Linked DNA regions of Homo sapiens: region 2 is linked to region 1. Evidence: read pairs that join two places in POLR2A ChIA-PET (ENCODE). Cell type or tissue: CD4-positive, alpha-beta T cell. All regions are shown on one strand. Links, peaks and the distances in the headings refer to the core of each region. The heading gives the core; the rest is flanking DNA.

Region 1 (9,164 bases), core at 506-8,505:
GACTCATAGATGATTAACAGGGACATTTCTTGGCTTCCTGAATATTGTGGGTTCCCCCTTAAAATGAGGCTGTTCACAAGATTACAAAACCAAGTCCTATACCATGATTCAGATAGATCAGTGAAGAGGAGACAGACATAGCTCCATTTGCTCCTCCAACTAGAAATCCTCACTTTCTGGCAAAGATATACCTTTGATAAGTTCTTGGATGGCTTCATCCCAAACTGCCTTACTTTTCTGGTGACTGCATTCTTTGTTACAAAACCGGCAATCCCTGCTTCCCTCTTCCCCTCTGCTTCCCTCTTCCCCCTCTAGTCTCTACTCCCTTTGTCCATTTCAATGAATCACTGGTGTCCTTCTAAGTACATCTCCATCCTAGGAAGCATCTTCTGCTTGAAGGCTCTAGTGAGAACCTCAGCAATCTCTCCAGGGCCCTTGACTACTCTTTGGGGAAAAAAAAACAAGTAGTTAACATGGCTTCCTTCACACCACTGCCCACCATCTCTTCTGTGCTGCTGAAGAATCACAGATGTACCAAATCTTTGTGCTTCTGCTACGTATCTCACCCAGTTGCTAACTTAATATTCCCTTAGAAGGTTAATAGGCTGGGCACAGTGGCTCATGCCTGTAATCCCAGCACTTTGAGAGGACGAGGCAGGTGGATCTCTTGAGCTCAGGAGTTCAAGGCCAGCCTGGGCAACATGGTGAAACCCCATCTCTACTAAAAATAGAAAAATTAGCTGGCTCTGGTGGTGCACACCCAGCTACTCGGGTGGCTGAGGCACGAGAATCACTTGAACCCAGGAGGTGGAGGTTGCAGTGAGCCCAGATCATGCCACCATACTCCAGCCTGGGTGAGACTCTGTCGCCAAAAAAAAAAAAAAAAAGAAAAGAAAAGAAAAAAAAGTTAATACAGACAAAAGATCTTTTCTTGTTTCTGAAAGTAAAGTTTCTCTTCAGCAAACCCCATCTCACTTTCACTGTAATACAAAATAAAAAAAAGTTCACATCAAGAATTTTTAATGGAAGTTTTGTGTTTCCTTCATTTATTACAACTGTAATCAGCCATAGTTACTGCAATTAGCATGTAGCATTGAAAAGAACTGAGTACTCTTCTTTTCTTGTAATGTCTTTAATTCCTCATTACCATCATTTCAGTTGCCAAGCAACCTTCACTTTTATGTCCTATATTTGAAGGGACTAAGCAGAATTATTTTTAAAAAATCAATTTTAAAATAGAAGAGCAACCTTGTGTGCTAGCATACCTCTTTATAAATAATAATATTGATTTCAAGATCAAAATTGTTTAAGATATAAATTATGGGAAGCAAAAAGTTATAGTGAGTTTATCACCAAAAAGTTACTGTGATTATAATACATGTAAATATCCATAGAAGAGAATCAAGAAAGGCACACCCATGAAAGTTGATAGTGCTTATCTTGCTCTTGATGGTAAAATGAGTGACGGTAATTTTTTTCTTTTTGCCAGTCTGTATTTTCTACGTTCTCTATGGTGAACATGAATAATTTTAAAAGTTATTAACATTTATAAAGTAAGTATAAATGCTGAGGGACAGTTAGATCTTTGCAAATACAAGAACTTATAAAATAGTGGGAACTAAATGAGACTACATATGTAAAATATTAACATAAACACTGTGTTATTCATAGTAAATGCTCAAAAGTTAGCTATTACTAAAATAATATTTTAAAAGTCTATGCTAGTGGTTGATCTTATGTATATCTTACCACAAAGTCTATGTAAGAACAAGAAACAGTCTAAATTAATAATTTTTAAAGACTGAGTTAAAAATTTGTTGGGTTTCTAAGACTCCATCCTAAGAATATTGACTCTTCAAATATATCCAAAAGCACATTCTTAAAATATGCAAATTCCTGAAGGACTTTCTTCAAGTTTAATATCGTGATGGAGATACCCCATTACACCTTCTTCCAGACACTTTAAGTCTCAGAAATCATTTTAATGGTATCACAGCGAGAAACGGAGGCTCTGAGTTACAAAGCGACCAGTCCAAGCGCTGTGGTTTTAAGGAAATGACAATCTCAGAAACAAAACTGAAGGCTTCTTTTTTGCCAGCAATAACTTATTGACAAGCTTGTATTGATCATCCACGACAATGTATGATATGGAATTATACACTGGGTTAAGTAAAACTGATTAAAATGACAATGGACTATTAATTAAATCTTTGGAATAGGGATTTTTTTAAGGTTTAGAATTTTAAAAAGCTAAATAGAAATGGGCAAATTTAAACACAAAAATCCGAAGTTTCTATACATGACAATATCAAAACCAACATAAAAATGAAAATGAGAACAGGAAAAAAAATGCCTATAGTAAATGATATTCAAAGAGTTAACAGCTTTTTATATAAAAAGCTTTTGCACGCCTCTAATAATAAAAGCATTGAGCAGCAAGTGATAAATAGGCAAAGGATATGAACAGACCGTTCATAAAACTGGAAATACAGTAGGCAAACAAACTTATGAAAACATACTCAACAAAAGCTTGGTTATAGACACCAGTAGTGCCTGTTACCATGCAGTGGGTAATGAAGGCAAATGATTAAGCAGATGGAATCAGAAATCAAAATAGAGATAGCATATAATACATGAAGAACAAAAGTTCACAAAATTGAGGGTTGGTCAGAAACGAGGCTGGTTAATCTTAAGAGATATTTTAGAGGTGAATTAAAACAATACAAACACGAAATAACTTTGACTTCAGAATGAGAATCTCTCATGCTGTTTTCATGTTCCATTGTCACTTCTTTAAGAAAACTTCTCAACCACACTGATACATGATTTCCTTATCTCTAAGGTCCATTGTTCCTTTCCTTTGAAGAACACACAGAGAGGTTGTTTTATAAGATACATAGATGAAAGCAAAATAATAGCAGAATTATTACTTTCTCTTAATTAAGAGATAAAAAATAGAAGTCTCAGCTTTTAGGGTCCCTTCCCACCTCAACATTTTGTTATGTAAGCACCCTCTGTATCTGGGAAACAGTGGTGTGCTGGTAAATGTTTAACAATGGGCTCTCCAGGGGAGGGATTGAAAAGGAAGCCCTGATTAGTGATGTTTGTTGATTTCCACGGTGTAAATACTCCCAACAGACTACTAACAAGCTACTAACATGACTTCACTGAACACGGAGCTGGGAAAAGATGCATGCTAGCATACCATTATATAGCGTTTGTACCAGGTAGACATAACAGACATAACCTCAAAAGCAAAGATAATAGTAAAATGTAGTCATGAATTAGGAAGTGGTGAGTTTTGAGTATTTCTTATCTTTGTTTTTAATATAATTTAATTGTAAGCATATATAACTTAATTTTCAATCATGGCTGTGTTTAATAACTAGCTTGCAAAATTCCTGAAAATTTAACAATCTGCTCTTGTGAGCTGGTATGAGCCAGCCCAGCACACCACTGCTAGGAGATAATGAAATAATTTTTGTTTCACAGTTGCATCTATGAAGAAAGAAATTAAGACATAAATCCACATCGTTCTATGTGTCTTCAATATATGGCAAATTATTTTTGCCCTCTGGTCTTGTGGCTCTTACACAGACCTCTGACTACATAGTTGGTGGGACTCAGTGCAATTAAAAATGATGGTCCCTTATTCAAAAATTATTAAAAATTTCAAGACTGTGACAGCATTAAACCAAGCATGGGAACCTGTGGGCCTTCAGAGGTGGCATGCCCAGGAAGCTGGCTCTGCTTACATTCTCACTCTTTCCCCGTTCTTTTCCTTCCAGCCACTCTAGGGCAAGCCCAACTAGGTTGTAGCCAAAGCTCACTGTAACTCCAGAACAAGACACAGCAGCTATAATTGTTCCGGGCAGGAGTGGACAAGTTCTAACATCAGCAGGTGGGCTGCGGCTGGGGCCCGAACTGTAGATGACCTTCTCCAGGGGTCTCAGGGTCCAACACAGCTGTTTCTGTCAATTACTGAAAAGACTGTTTTTGCTTTCACACAGTTTCCCAATGTGTTTTCATCACAGATTTCATAAACTTCAGTTCAACATATTGCCTTACATAATCTGTTGCCAAAGTAGTACTTTTGGGTAAGTACTCAGGAGAAGCACTCCCCAGTTCCTCCCCAGCTAAGCCACTACTGTAGTCCTCTGACCCATGGGGACGGGCATAAGTTACGGAGTAGACCCTCCCAGCACCATAGGAAACTGGAGTGTTGAATAAAGGTGGAAATGTACACTAGGAATATGGCCTTTGAATGCAAGAATCAAACTGTAGTTGTAACAGACATCCACATTCTATTTACACAGCCAACAGACAGGCGTGCTGTACATTTTATAGGGGGCTTACTGCAGTTGAGAAGAGATAGGAATGCAGAAAAATCTGATAAAAGTGCTCCCAGGGTTTCAGACCTGCTCTTAGGCAGGGATCTCATTAGATCTGGCTGGATTGTTTTAGAGATCTCCAAGAGGCTGGCTTCACCATGTGCTTTTCTAGTTCACATAGCTGAAAAACCTATATGCTCTATTGCTTCCCTGGAGATTTGTGCCCTTCAGGTTTTCCTAGGATGTCTGAGAAAAATGATCTGGGATGTTCAGGAAGCAAGTGTGCTATACGACAGTATTTCTCAACATCCATTCATGGGTCACCTCCATCCAAACCAGTGACTGCTGGCTGAATGGCAATCTCTGGGGTTGACTGTGAGGAATTTGAATGTTCAACACACTCCCTGATTATTCCTCACGCCAAAGTTGGAGAATCTCTGGAGTAGCAGAAAGAACGCGAACCTCGGGGGAAGACTGACCAGAGTTCACATCTCAGCAGCTCTCTCACTAATGAGCTGAACCACTTTCCACAGGTCATTTAACTTCCCTGAGCTACAATTCTCTATTAGTTAAAGGAGCAAAATAACAACCACCTCATAGGGTTGTTGGGAGGATTAATTGGGTCAAGTTAGGTAAAGGCTCAGGATCCTACAGAGTCCACAATAAGTGTTAAACTACTGTCTGTCTCCAGCTCTCTCAGAAGTAAAACTCATCTCTCTGGATGGCTTTACTGAATTGAACTGCTCAGAATTCCTGAGACACTGTCTAACTTACGCATAAGCATTGCCTCTGTTCTCTACAGCGGGGCCTGCAACAAACACTGCCAAGCAGGAGAGCACAGATATGAATGAAGGGGATTTCCCATCTCCTCCTTTCTCAGGCCTGGCAGTCACTGAAACCCATGCTCATGAGAAGGCAGACCAGCGTGGAGAACTGGTGATGCCTGCTCATCAAAGATGCAGCAAAGGCCTCCTTGGAATAAATAGTGTCCAGTCTTATAATAATGCTAATTCATTCTAGAGGGCTAAGAGCGGCCTGGGAGCTGCTCTGATGACTAGAAGCCTCAGGATGCAAGTGCCCCCGAGGACCATCCTTTACACGTGAAATCTTGTAGCCACGACTACTAGCGACTGGGAGGTTCCACTGAGGAGGCTTCTGGGAAAGCTGTGTTCTTCACACAGGGCCTGCCATCAACAGTGGCTAAGGCTTCGGCCCCTTCCTGACACTACAACTGACTTTGTTCCTTGGTGTTGCCTGTTATTAGGTCTGCATCCCCAATGATGTCATGGCCCTTGGCTTCTGGTCTTATGCTCCTGTTGCCCTCTGGGCACCTTGCTTTGGTGCACAGACCAAGTTGCAGAGTGGTAAGAAATACCTAATCTTTCCTTTGTTACGGAGAGGGCTATGGCCCTGAGTGTGTGTTTGCCTTTTGCGGCTCCCATTTTGAAAAGAGACGGAATGTTTTACTTTCAATAAGCTGAGGCCTATAAAATGCTTTTAATATCCAACTGCTCCATGGTGGAGAAAACATACTTATTAGTTTTGGGGTATTTCTAGTTTGGAAGGTCTTTGGATAGCATTAGTACAATTCACACAAGAATTCACTGATTCACACTTTGCTCAATAGAGAATATCAGGCAGACACCTGGTATATAGATTGGGTGCAATCAATATTTCTTACATTGAATGGAGTTTCATTTCTAACTGGGGAGACACCAGGATTGCAGAAGAGTGGGCACCAGGTGCAGCCCTGTCCTATGTGGCATGCAGGTCTCCCCTGAGTGTAGGAAGGCCTGTCTTAGGAGAGAGATCCAGGCTTGCCCCAACCCAGGTTGCAAGTGGCTGCTAGGGGTAGGGGAAGGAGAACAGGAGCAGCATATCCTCTCTTGAGACTGGGGGCACAAGGCAAATTCTTTCAGTTCTCAAAGGTTTATTTTCCTGTTTGTTCAATGGAGAGAGTAATATCTGACCTGCCTATTTCAGAGCTGTTCTCAGTATAAAAGAAAATCAATAAAAATGGAACTCTAAGAAAAAATAAGTCAGTCCATAAATAGAAGATATTAGGAAGCATTTCCCTTCACACTAATAGGTAAGATGAAACATGGAGTTTCTTCCCACGTCTCACTGGGAGTAGGAGGTCTGCTTGCTGGGGTGGAGTTGTGTATGTGTGTTGGGGGGGCCCGTTCTGAGGCAGGTGTGCAGTTTTCTTTCCGATGCTGTCAGAAGTTGTCTTGCATTGAGAGGGAGATAAGGAAAGAGCTTTGTGAATTCAGACATTTGAAGCCTTCCATTTGGCCCCAAATGCTGGCAGCCCTCTTGTAAAGGGAAAAAAAATAAAAGCCCAGATGATCTCATAGGTCTTTTCTACCTCTGAAACAGATGGTGTGATTCACATATATTTGACATAAGTGTAACCAGGTTGTGATGATTTGCCTTATTATGCTCAGCTGAAGAGAGGATTAACTAGCAATAATATGCTGAGAATGTAAAGCATGATCTCTGGTTAGAACAGAAGGCGGGAGTGGGTTGTTTCATGGTTAAAGCAATGAACTATGACTCAAGGCCGTAAGTTTCTAGTCACAGATCTGTAACCTTGTATGTGACACTGAGAGGCTTGCTAGAGGCCTTTGAAAGTGCTCTTAATTTATATGTACTAGCCACTGCCCTTAAAAGCAATATAAGTCCTTCTTCTGAGAACAGTGTGGGTGGTAATTAATGGTTAATAATGCTAAAGAGATAGCCATCAGTGAGACTTCTGAATGCCCACGATGCTTTAAGCAATACTCAGACTCTTATCTAGAAATGCTAGCAAAATGCAAATCCCACAGTTTGTAGAAAATCTATTCTTTTTTCCTTTGCGACAAACATCTACCCTCTCCAGCATTGTCCAACTGACTTTTTTGCAACAATGGAAGTGCTCTCTCCTCTGTCCAACAGTAGGTGCCATTTGTGGCTATTGCACACTTCGCCTATGGTTGGTGAGGCTTAGAAATGAAATCTTACATTTAACTTTAATTGAAATGTATACGAAAATAGCCACATGTGGCCAGTGCATTGGACAGCACAGCTGTAGCCAATTCAAACCTCCTGAAAGCAAGAAGGTGAGGTTGAGAGGCAGTAGAAACTAAATTAACAATTATTCAGTCTTTCTCTTTAAAACAGTTTCTTTCCCTCTTTTATTCAAGTTGCTGGGTGGAGTAGCTGAAATTACGGTCTGAGGCAAAAGAGTCCCAATAATAATAATGATAATAATTTCCCCTCCACACTTCTGTACAGTTTTTCGTGGGTTTAAAATGAGAAGACATCTAAACTCATTAACAAAAAGCTAGCTAGACTGCTTTAATCTAAAGCACCACTTTTCTCTACAAACCTGAGAAACTAACCAGTAAGGTAAACTTCAGGAGAAGCATTAGCCTCACTCTGTTCTACTGTCAGATGACCTCTTAAAGAGACCTACGGAAGCACAGGCATATATTTTGCTATGGGCTTTTCTCCCTCATAAAGTCTGCTGCTGATTCCTGGCTCCATTTCCTCTGTAGCCCAATTTCCATGTCCCAGCCCCATAGATGGGTCAACTGATAACCAAAGAGCAAGAAGAGAGACAGACAAAAGGTGCTGGCTTCTGTTCCTTCCAGACACAGAGCGTCTTTTCTTTTTTGCCTCTTTCATGTACTGTGATGAGAAACTCTGCAGTACATAATACACAAAACCCTGAGATCTTACCTTACTGACTTCCCGCAGCATTCCCTTGGCCCGTGAGGGACTTGAACAAATGGTGGCTGTTCTCCTTGACCTATGTCCTCACCCATGAGGTGCACTTACTCAAACTCTACATGGTATAAAAACTTACTCTTCCTGCATGCCTTCGGTATTTATCACCCTGTCCTTTGTATATATATGTGTGTGTGTGTGTGTGTGTGTGTGTGTATATATATATATATATTTCCTGAACAGTATGTTTCTCAGGTGTTGTAAGCTCTAATGGAAGGGAGAGTTTGGTCGCTGTAATTCTTCTTGAGCACTGCCTAGCACAGTGTCAGATACAATTAAGGGCTTAACCAATGCTGCTTGATAATGGATAAAAGACTATTAGACTCAACGGGACTTTTACAGCTTTGGGATTTTAAGCCATTGTTTTCAGTTCAACATATTCCAGAACACAATATATTGTCGTTGCCTTTGGAAGGTCTGTTAAGGGGATTGAATTAGGCTTGGTTATTTGGCGGGAAGGACTTCAGAATCAGTCATGTATTTTTCAGGTTGATAACATGATTCTTTGAAGATTAGAAAAACAGTCTTGAACTCGGCCGGCAGTTGCACAACAGGTATGGAAGGAAGGAAGGTGGTGTGATAAACATGTTTCTCGTCCCTCTTTTTTCAATAGTGAAACAGAAAGAAGAAAAATCCTTATTCAGGAAATAGTCATGGTGGCCTGCTAAAGCCGAGTAAATCTGACTGCTGAAATGGTGTAAGGAACTTTGCAGTTTATTCAGGTTGGGAAGGAAGTGAGAGTGGAGTACATGATGAACAATGGCCCCACGTCAGCCGCGCCTCCCCGGTCTCCACCATCCTCTAGTTTATCTCCTCGCAGTATATTTTCTAAGGAGATTATTTTGAAATAGAAAGCCATTCATTCTGCTCCCAGATTCATCTTAACTGAATGATTAAAGTGTGAAATAAGATTGAAGTATAAAATAAAGAGAAATCTAATGAAAATTTAATGCTAAACTAGTAATACTAAAAATTCTTCCTCTTTTCCAAGTTAAAAAGTCTACAACAAACAGCACTTTAAAGCAATGATTCGCGAAGTGCGCTTCTTGGGTCAGATGCAAC
Region 2 (9,164 bases), core at 420-8,419, 97 kb after region 1:
CTGAGACCTTCCCACCCCCTTGGCTATTTCCTTGGCTGACCAGCAATGTAGAGCAGTGAGTGCTCTGTCAACCCAGGGCTCTGAGTGGGCATGATGGAGATGAAGAACAGATTGCCAGCCAACCCATGCTGCATGTTCAGTGTGAGTGTGAAATAATCCTTCTTGGTTTTAAGTCACTATGATGTGGGACTGTCTGTTACCACAACATTAGCAAGTCCATCCCGACTGATACGTATCCCCAGCATCTGGTATGATGCTGGCACCTATAGGTGCTTAATAAATGTTTGCTGAAAAAACTAAACTAGTCTGGGAGAATATTAAATAAAATAGTGTTTGTGAAAGTGTCAGGCATCTAGGGAGCACTCAGTAAATATTAATTGGATCCAAGGAAGGCATCTATATTATGTTTCTTTTTCTTTTTAGAGACAGGATCTTGCTCTGTTCCCCAGGCTGGAGTGCAGTGGCACTGATTAATCATAGCTCACTGTAATCACTAACTCCCAGGCTCAAGTGATCCTCCCACCTCAGCCTCCTGAGTAGCTAGGACTACAGGTGTGCACCACTGTTATGCCTAGGTAATTTTAAAATATTTTTGTAGAGACGGGGGTCTCACTATGTTTCCCAGGCTGGTCTTGAAATCCGGGCTTTAAGTGATGCTCTTGCTTTGGCCTCCCAAAGTTCTGGAATTACAGGTATGAGCCAACCTGCTCAGTCTTAGGTTTCTTTCTAAATGCATACTTCAATTGTGTGTGGGAACGCCTGTCTGGTGGAATGAAAATTAAATTACTAAATTAGATATCATTATCAAGAACAAGAGGAATATCATTTATAGCCAAAGATAAAAAGTGATTACAAAACACATTTCTCAAGCAGAATATTTAATATCTCAAATTAAACAAGCATCCAATAAAAAAGAGTCAGCATTTAAAATTCTGTGGTAGATCTCTTATACTCCAGGTAGGTTGTGTAATTTCTTTCAGAATTACTCATTTAGCTCTTCACTGCCCTCTCCAGGTTCCACAGGTTTTCCTGAGATGGGGAAAGACTCATTTGTTACCAGCAGTGGGGAGTTGCAAGGAGGAGGGATAATGGGTGCTAAAGCATAGGAAATATTTATTTTGAATAGTTTCCTTGGCTTCTGTAATTGTTGCTACTGCCTGCAATGGGCATGACAGCTGAAATAGGGCTTCTTAATAGCTAAACTCCAAGCAAACCTACTTAGTAAGTAAGCAGCCACTAATGTTTATTGAGTATGTAACAATGTCCTAAGAATTTATGAAGGGTGCAAAACATAAATAAAGTTCCTCCCGACAAGGAACTTGTAAAGTACCTGGATGAACTTTGCGTAAGAGGCAACTTGCAAATGTACAAGGGATGATCACTGGTCTGTGTTGGGCAAAGCCCAGGTTGCGTGTGTCGGCCTGTGTGAACACGTATTTCCTTTCTGTATAGAGAATGAATTGCCTCTTGTGTAACTGTGCTAAATGAAGTGCTTGTGTATGTTATCTGCTTTTCTCCTCTAGGAAGAAGAGCTGCCAGGTCCTGGGAGAACAAGAACAGTGCTTTCTCCAAATTTTAACAGGAGTACACGGTGGGAGTGAGAGCTAGTTTTCCTGTAGTAGAAGCTGAAGACAGAGTAAAAATAATTAACTCATGGGAAAAATAAATAAACAAACAATTGGACTCAGCCAGAGGAAAAAGATAGTTAAAACCAAAACATGTAACGCAACCTAGAACAGTCTGTGTAATCTAGCCTCTGCTGTCAACTTAATCTACCATCACGTGCCCCATTATTCACGGGGCTCCACCTTGTATTCCAGTTGTTCCTCTCTGGAACATTTTATGTCTTTTCTCTCTGAGGGACTCAGCTCTTGGTATTTGCCTTGCTCAGAAATCTCTTCCATAGATCTTCACAATGGCCGGCTTGTCTTAGGTCTTAGTTCAAATATCACCCGCTCAGAGAGACCTTGCCTGACTTCCACTATATACATGGAGGGTTTCCAGAACAAATGAAGGTATTGAACAAATGAGCTCCATAAAAATGGAAACAGGGTGCTCTGCTTGGTTTTTCAGAAAAATGGAAATAGCGGCCTCACACATAGAGTTGACATTCCTGAGATTATCCAGTAGATCTGGACTCTGGAGCTCTGAGTCTAAATGTACTGCTATCCAGACAGAGTCTGCAGAGGGACCTCTTGTCATTAACTACTGTGCACCTACAATTTGTTATCAATGAAATGTGTGTAGCTTTTATTTCATGGCCTTGGGAAGCATCCTTAAATCTTTTATCCTTTAGTTTCTTCATCTGAGGTTAACAATATATGTATTTTGAAAGGCTATAGAAACTGGGAAGAAACATTTGCAACTTATAGCACAAAGAGTTAATAACCATAATATGTAAAGAGCTTCAAAAAATATAGAAGAAAAAAGCCAACACATCTATGAAAAATGGGTTGGAAATATGAGCAGAGAGTTCACAGAAAAAGAAAGGAAAATGGATCCTGCATATATGAAAAGACTCTCAACCATACTTTCAGTGAATACACTTTCAAACTTCATTGAGATACAATATTCTCTCCTGTCAGGCTGACAAAAATCTAAAAGATTGACAGCATATTTTGTTGGTGAGGCTGTGGTGAAATAGATGCTTCCATACATTGCTAGTGGGAATGTAAAATGGCATAAGCCTCATGAATGGGAATTTGATATATCTAGTAAAATTACATATGCATTTTCCCTTTGATCCAGTAATCCAACTTCTAGGAATCTATCCAAAAATATGTTGTAAAACTACACAAATACTTTTATATGTGACTATACATTGCAGCATTGTTTATAATAGCAAAAGCTTGGAAATTGGTTGAATAAGGCAATGGAAGGTCCACTCAGTGGAATACTATGCAGCTATAAACAACAAGAAGACGACCTCTGTATTAGTCTGCTTTCATGCTGCTGATAAAGACAGATTTGAGACTGGGCAATTTATAAAAGAGGTATATAATGGACTTACAGTTCCACATGGCTGGGGAAGCCTCACAATCATGGTGGAAGGTGAAAGGCACATCTCACATGGCATCAGACAAGAGAAGAGAGCTTGTTCAGGGAAACTCCCCTTTTTAAAACCATCAGATCTTGTGAGACTCATTCGCTGTCACGAGAATAGCATGGGAAACACCCGTCCCCGTAATTCAATCACCTCCCACGACATGTGGAAATTATGGAAGTTTCAATTCCAGATGAGATTTGGGTGGGGACACAGCCAAACCATATCAACCTCTATACATTGCCATGAAGCGATGACCCCAATAACATGTTCAGTGAGGAGAATTCTTGGCCCTTGTGTATTTTTTTTTTCTTTAAGTAATCTGCATTGAACAAGTCTTAAATTTACAGTTAGAAAAATCAATAGTATATTTTGTTTTATTTTGAATTACCCAGAAGCTCATGAACTTTCTGACCAAAATCCTTTCCCAGAAAGTTTGTCAGTTGAGAACCTGTGAAGTCCAATTCATTTATATGTTAAGATTTGTGCTATGGGATGTTGACAGCCTGGTGAAATTGACCCAGCCTGGCATGATCCTGGAGTCTATTTGAAAGGTGCAGGTTCAGAAAGCAGAGTGCTTCACAGGCTGCCACATTCCTCTGAAGATAATCTGCAGGTTGTACCTGCTGCCACTAGGCTGTTAGGCTGCCTAGGGGATGGTTGCTGGCTGGATTAACCAGATTTGCCATTGGCAGGTGGGAGATTTGCACCCCCAGAATTAGGCTTGCTACTCCATTAAGCTTTTGACCACCTAATTTAAACCATATTATTATTTTCTAAATAGGCAACACATTTACATTTTAAAATGCAAAGAGTACAAAAAGATAGGCCATGAAATGTCTTTCTGACCTGGTTCCCCAGGCATGAAGTTTCCCTCCCAAAGGCAACTAATCTGATAGGAGAATGAGGAAAGGAAGAGGAAGAAAGTCAATAAGGCCAATATTGGGAAGGTTACACTTGAGGAGACCTGGGGCTCAAACCTTCTAGGGCACTGGGAGCCAGTGTAAAATTTATCCTGTCTTGTGGATTTTAGATAATCTGTGTGTATAGGGGAGATATTTTATACAGCAGCAGCAGGCTATCCACATTGTGCCATACCTCGCTTTTGTGTGACTTAATATCTCTTGGTAATTGTTCCATGTCAGTGCCCAAAAAGCTTCCTCATTCTTTTTTTTGCAACTGTTCAGTTATCTATTTATGGTTACATCATATTATATTTAACCCATTCTTTACTGGTGTCTGCTCCCATTTGTTGTTCCATTTTGAGCACCAGATTTTAAAACTCATTCCTATAGGACACACAAAGGATTTTATTTCCTAGGAAGAGCTCCATGGCTCCCTGACTTGCTCAACTGTTTTAAACCCCCACCCCACATGGAATAAGCACACTTCACCATTCTCTCACAACAACAATTAAGTCAACTTATCTTTGAATAAGTAGCTGGGGGTGGCGGGGACACACCCCTGAAGTGTGGGTTTAGGTTTGTTTGATTGGGGCGTGTGCTGGGGTGGGTGGAGCAGGATGAAGAATTCTTCATTAGTGTTTCTCATGTTTGAAGTCAGATCTTCTTTCCTAGCTGGGGCCAGAGTCTTCAAGCTTCTAACAGGAGTTTCTAGAGCCACTGAATCTTTCAGAGAACAGGTACAAAAGCTCTCAGCTGGTGTACGAGCAGAGGAAGCGCCTTTACAAGGGGCTGCTTGGAAATGGGGGCAAACTGCTAAATAAGCGTGCAAAAGCAGAAAAGGGCCCAGGGTATTTTTAAACCTCTTACAAATAGGAGCAAGCCCAAATTTAACACGGGCTGGCTTTTTAATGTGGCTTTCTTTTTCACCCACCTTCCCTTCAAAGAGATGCTTTTTTCTTCTTTCTGCTGAAATACAAGGGCTTAGGGAGCAACTACTCGGTTCCAACAAACAGGGCAAGTTAACACTTGTGAGAGCAACACCCAAGCAGCAAAGGAAGCCGTGTTAAAATAAAACCACACCCCCTTCCCCTCCAGGTGACAAAGATAACCAAACCCAGTCTGGCGTCTATGCTCCAGCAACATGCAGGCTGAAGTGAAGGGCAACTGGGCAGGAAAGAGAAGGCGGAACTCGAGGTCATCCATACTGCCCAATTCCCTTGCTCCCCTCTCTTCCTGCCTCTCCAATTCTCATCTTCACCCAGAGCTGGTCTGATGCAGAAAAGTGAGGGGAACTCACTGTACCCATTTCTCTTTCTAAAATATCTCCTCAGGCACCTTAAACCTTTGTTCTTTCTTCCTCCAAAACAGTTCTCAGGAATTTGATACTATAGGATCATCTATTCTAGAGGTAATTAATAAGCTTTAATGAACTGTTCCTTCTAGAAATATTCTTACCCTTAAGCCAAATGATTGTAAAGGTCACAGGGCATTTCAGGCATCAGCTATTTCATGAATGGGAAGTAGTGTGGGTAGAACCCTAGCATGCTCTGGACCTTAAAATCATATCCTATGATTGGTTACCTCACATATGCAAAACCACCGCAGTCTACACCTCTAAACACACTTAAAACACTCTTTCACTGGTAAATAACCTGCATTCCTATATTCCTTTGCAGAACAGCTTGAGTGAAACCTGTGTTTATATGCAATGGTCGAGGCCAGCGGTGTAGAACATACACGCTCACTGCATTCTGGGACAGCTCTGGTCTCCAAGCCCGGAGGTTTAAGCAGTGTGTGGCCAGGCCATTGAGCTGAGAGCATAAGCTTGGTGATACCTATCAACATAAAAATATTCATCCATTACTTTCACTTATTTATTTTATTCACAATTGTATTTGGCTTGAAGCTTGGTGCTGTCTATTTGGGTTTGAATCTCTATCCAGATTCAGAGCCTGATCTGTGTCAGCCTCTATTCTGGAAGCCCCCAGTTTGGGAAAGAGACCATGCAAGGTACACTCAGGTCCTGCCCTGCTGATTAGTTCATGCAAGAGAAGCCTCCCTGACTTCAATCCCTGGGACTAATTCACTTCAAGAGTTGGAATGAGAAGGCACTCAAACCATAAATATATGCAAAGCAGCAGCAAGCAGATTAGAAGAACCTAGCAGATTAAAAGTAAGTAAGCCTGCAGAACCTCTCGTGCAGCCTCCTCTGCCCTTGTCTGGAAGCCACCTTTCTGCAGCCTGGCTTTCCGTAGCTGTCAAAACCCCAAACTTAAAGCTATTGGCTCAGTGATTAGACTCTGGGTTTTGGGGTCAGGAAGTTAGCTTGGGGAGGTGGGGGGTAGTTTTTCTGCGGCTGTCGGAGCAACCGTAGAAGAATTGTTTGATCTTTGCAGGATTTGAAAATATCTTGCTGTACCATCAGTGGCCTTTGGTAGGCTCTAGGCCACGGTTGGGGGATGTTTTACTTGCCTTTTAAGAATATGACACTGGGTCAGCTACTTAACATTCAGAGGGGCAGCACCAAAGGCCAGATAAATATCTGATGCAAAGAAGGGTAATGAAAGGAGTCTAGGCCTTCATCACGCTAGCTCCTCCCCGGGCCTGGAAGATCCTGAGAGCTTCTTCTAGTGTTCAGGCTTTGAATCATCGAAGATCTTTTAAACTCTGATTGTGAAGAGCTCCAGGGGAAATCAATGAACAGACCCTACGGCGATGTCACTGAATCCCATGATTGTCCGGTAGAAATATTTTACGACCAGCCATTCTAACAGGGGAGACTGTGGCCAGGAGAAACATCTTCCCAGAGATCACCCAAGAAAAGCAATAGATTAAGCCAAGTGCATCCTTTTCCTAAAACCCAGTGGTGAGCTGATAGGCGCTCTTCCCAATGCATCATCCTTCTTATGGCCCCTACAATAAATACAGAGATCTTTAGTAATTTCCTTGTTAAATGAAAACATAATGGAGATGTCTCAGAGTAATGGGTCAGCATGTAAATGCAAATGATGTCCAACCAGGACACTTTGGTGGTTTAAAAAGACAGAGACACAGGGAAGCAAGAAACTAGGATACAACAATTCAAGAAGGAAGTTGGAGAAGGCCTGTCAGCAGGACCGAGAAAGCTGGCTTCAGAGAGAACAGTGGCACAGTAGGATTCCCTAGGGGAGAGCTCGTCAGGACTTAGGGAAACAGGGGAAACACTTCTTTCAACCTTTAATGAATTAGGGATTTCTAGGGCTAGAAAGGGAAAACTCAGCCTGGGCGCAGTGGTTCACACCTGTAATCCCAGCACTTTGGGAGGCCGAGGCAGGTGGATAACTTGAGGTCAGGAGTTCAAGACCAGCCTGGCCAACATGGTGAAAGCCTGTCTCTATTAAAAATACAAAAATTAGCTGGGCATGGCAGTGTGCGCCTGTAATCCCAGCTACTTGAGAGGCTGAGGCAGGAGAATCACTTGAACTCGGGAGGTGGAGGTTGCAATGAGCTGAGATCACGCCACTGCACTCCAGCCTGGGTGATAGAGGGAGACTCCATCTCCAGAAGAAAAAAAGAAAAAAGAGAAAACTCACTCCTCTAGAAACTAAAGGGAGTTGACAACATAGTTTTACATAGGACTGGAAAATAGAAAAGCAGGACTTGAATGAAGATTTACAACCCTGAGGACTAGGTTCTAGACCGGTATCATTCAATAGAAATATTAAGGCCAGGTGTGGTGGCTCATGCCTGTAATCTCAGCACTTTGGGAGGCTGAAGCGGGTGGATCACCTAAGGTCAGGAGTTCAAGACCAGCCTGGCCAACATGGTGAAGCCCTGTCTCTACTAAAAATACAAAAATTAGCCGGGCATGGTGGCGCATGCATGTAGTCCCAGCTACGCAGGAGGCTGAGGCAGGAGAATCGCTTGAACCCGAGAGGTGGAGGTTGCAGTGAGCCGAGATTATGCCATTGCACTGCAGCCTGGGCAACAAGAGCAAAACTCCATCTCAAAAAAAATTAAAACATTAAAAAATTAAAATTTAGAAATATTAATAGAATGGCAGGCACACATATGCAAGTTTACATTTTCTAGTAGCCACATTAAAAGGAGTAAGAAGAAACAGGTACAATTAATTTTATGAATATATTTCATTTAGCTCAATATAGCCAAAATATTACCATTTCAACATGTAATCAAGAATTATTAATAAAATCTTTTACATTGACTTTAACCTTAAACTAATTAAAATTAGGTAGAATTAAACATTTGGTTCCTCGGTTGTACTAGCTACATTTCAAGTACTTCATAGCACAGGTGGCTGGTGGCTACCATGTTGAACAGCACAGGTCTAGTACAAGGCCCTCAAATTACAGAATCTCAAATGATGGAACACTTCAAATTTGGATTTGGGTAACTGAGTTCTGAGAATATTTGTATTTTAACTGAACTTGAGAGTCTATTTTCTCTTGAAAGATTTAGTTGTGTGCACTTGAACAACCACGTGTGTGGGGCTGTGCTGTCCAAGGTGGAGGGGCTGTATCTTTCAGATTATAAGAATGTAGGAAAGGGTTAGAGCCCATAGTAGTCATCTTCATCAGTTGGATAGACTAAGTTTTGCCTCAGTTACAAACAACCTCCAAATGTTTGTAATTTTACCTTCAAAAAAGTTTATTTTTCTCTCAAGGTATATGTCCACCCTGTGCTGGAGAAAGAGGGACTTGGGGAGATGGGTAGACTCTCTGCTCTTTGTCCTCACTCCATGACCCAATCTATCAGAGCAGTCACTAGCTGATCTTTGTTGATCGCCAAGGGCAGAGGAGAAGAGTGCCCTCAGATGGTCCTACAATTCAATACTAGCCCCAGAGGTGATACCAGTCACTTCTCCTCATTGGCTACAACTAGTCTCATGGCCACATCCAATCCTAGAGTGACCAGGATGTGCAATCCTGCAATGTGCCCAAAAGGCAGGCAGAGAGATGGAAAACTTGGTGAACAGGACTACTGAGTATATCCCCACCTTTTTTACTTTGGTTGGCTGTTGTGAAGTTAACTTAAATTATATCCAGGGACCAGAATGGAGTGCCACATTGAGCTTCACTGAAGAATGCAGTCCACATCTGTTTTGCTCAGGAAATGCTGCCTAGGAATTGTACTTTTCTGGTGAAGGGAAGGTCCAGAAAGATAAAATTTCAGGTAGATGAGGTTCAAACAGGAGAAAGACATTGGGGAGCAGTACA

Evidence for each region. ChIA-PET counts read pairs that join two places held together with the same protein. Peaks named below come from ENCODE experiments on the same cell type or tissue, not always from the same donor. Only the 100,000 strongest peaks of a DNase experiment are listed, where the experiment ranks them.
Region 2: POLR2A ChIA-PET joins it to region 1 with 25 read pairs; 12 of 35 experiments call an interaction of 5 or more read pairs at or near these places.

The regions. Positions count from the first base shown.
Region 1 is chr15:38,549,373-38,558,536 of GRCh38, forward strand. The region is part of intron 2 of RASGRP1 (RAS guanyl releasing protein 1); the gene reads right to left. Among named protein-coding and RNA genes, the nearest start is that of RASGRP1, 11 kb to the right of the region's middle. RefSeq lists enhancers at 5,173-5,252, 8,698-8,757. In CD4-positive, alpha-beta T cell, for the core only: no CTCF peak of the experiment used is centred there; a DNase peak (open chromatin) is centred at 5,189; H3K4me3 peaks cover 1,954 bases; H3K27ac peaks cover 5,053 bases.
Region 2 is chr15:38,646,890-38,656,053 of GRCh38, forward strand. No RefSeq gene overlaps it. Among named protein-coding and RNA genes, the nearest start is that of LINC02694, 45 kb to the right of the region's middle. In CD4-positive, alpha-beta T cell, for the core only: a CTCF peak has its summit at 6,471; DNase peaks (open chromatin) are centred at 3,652, 4,552, 4,962 and 6,252; H3K4me3 peaks cover 2,890 bases; H3K27ac peaks cover 4,654 bases.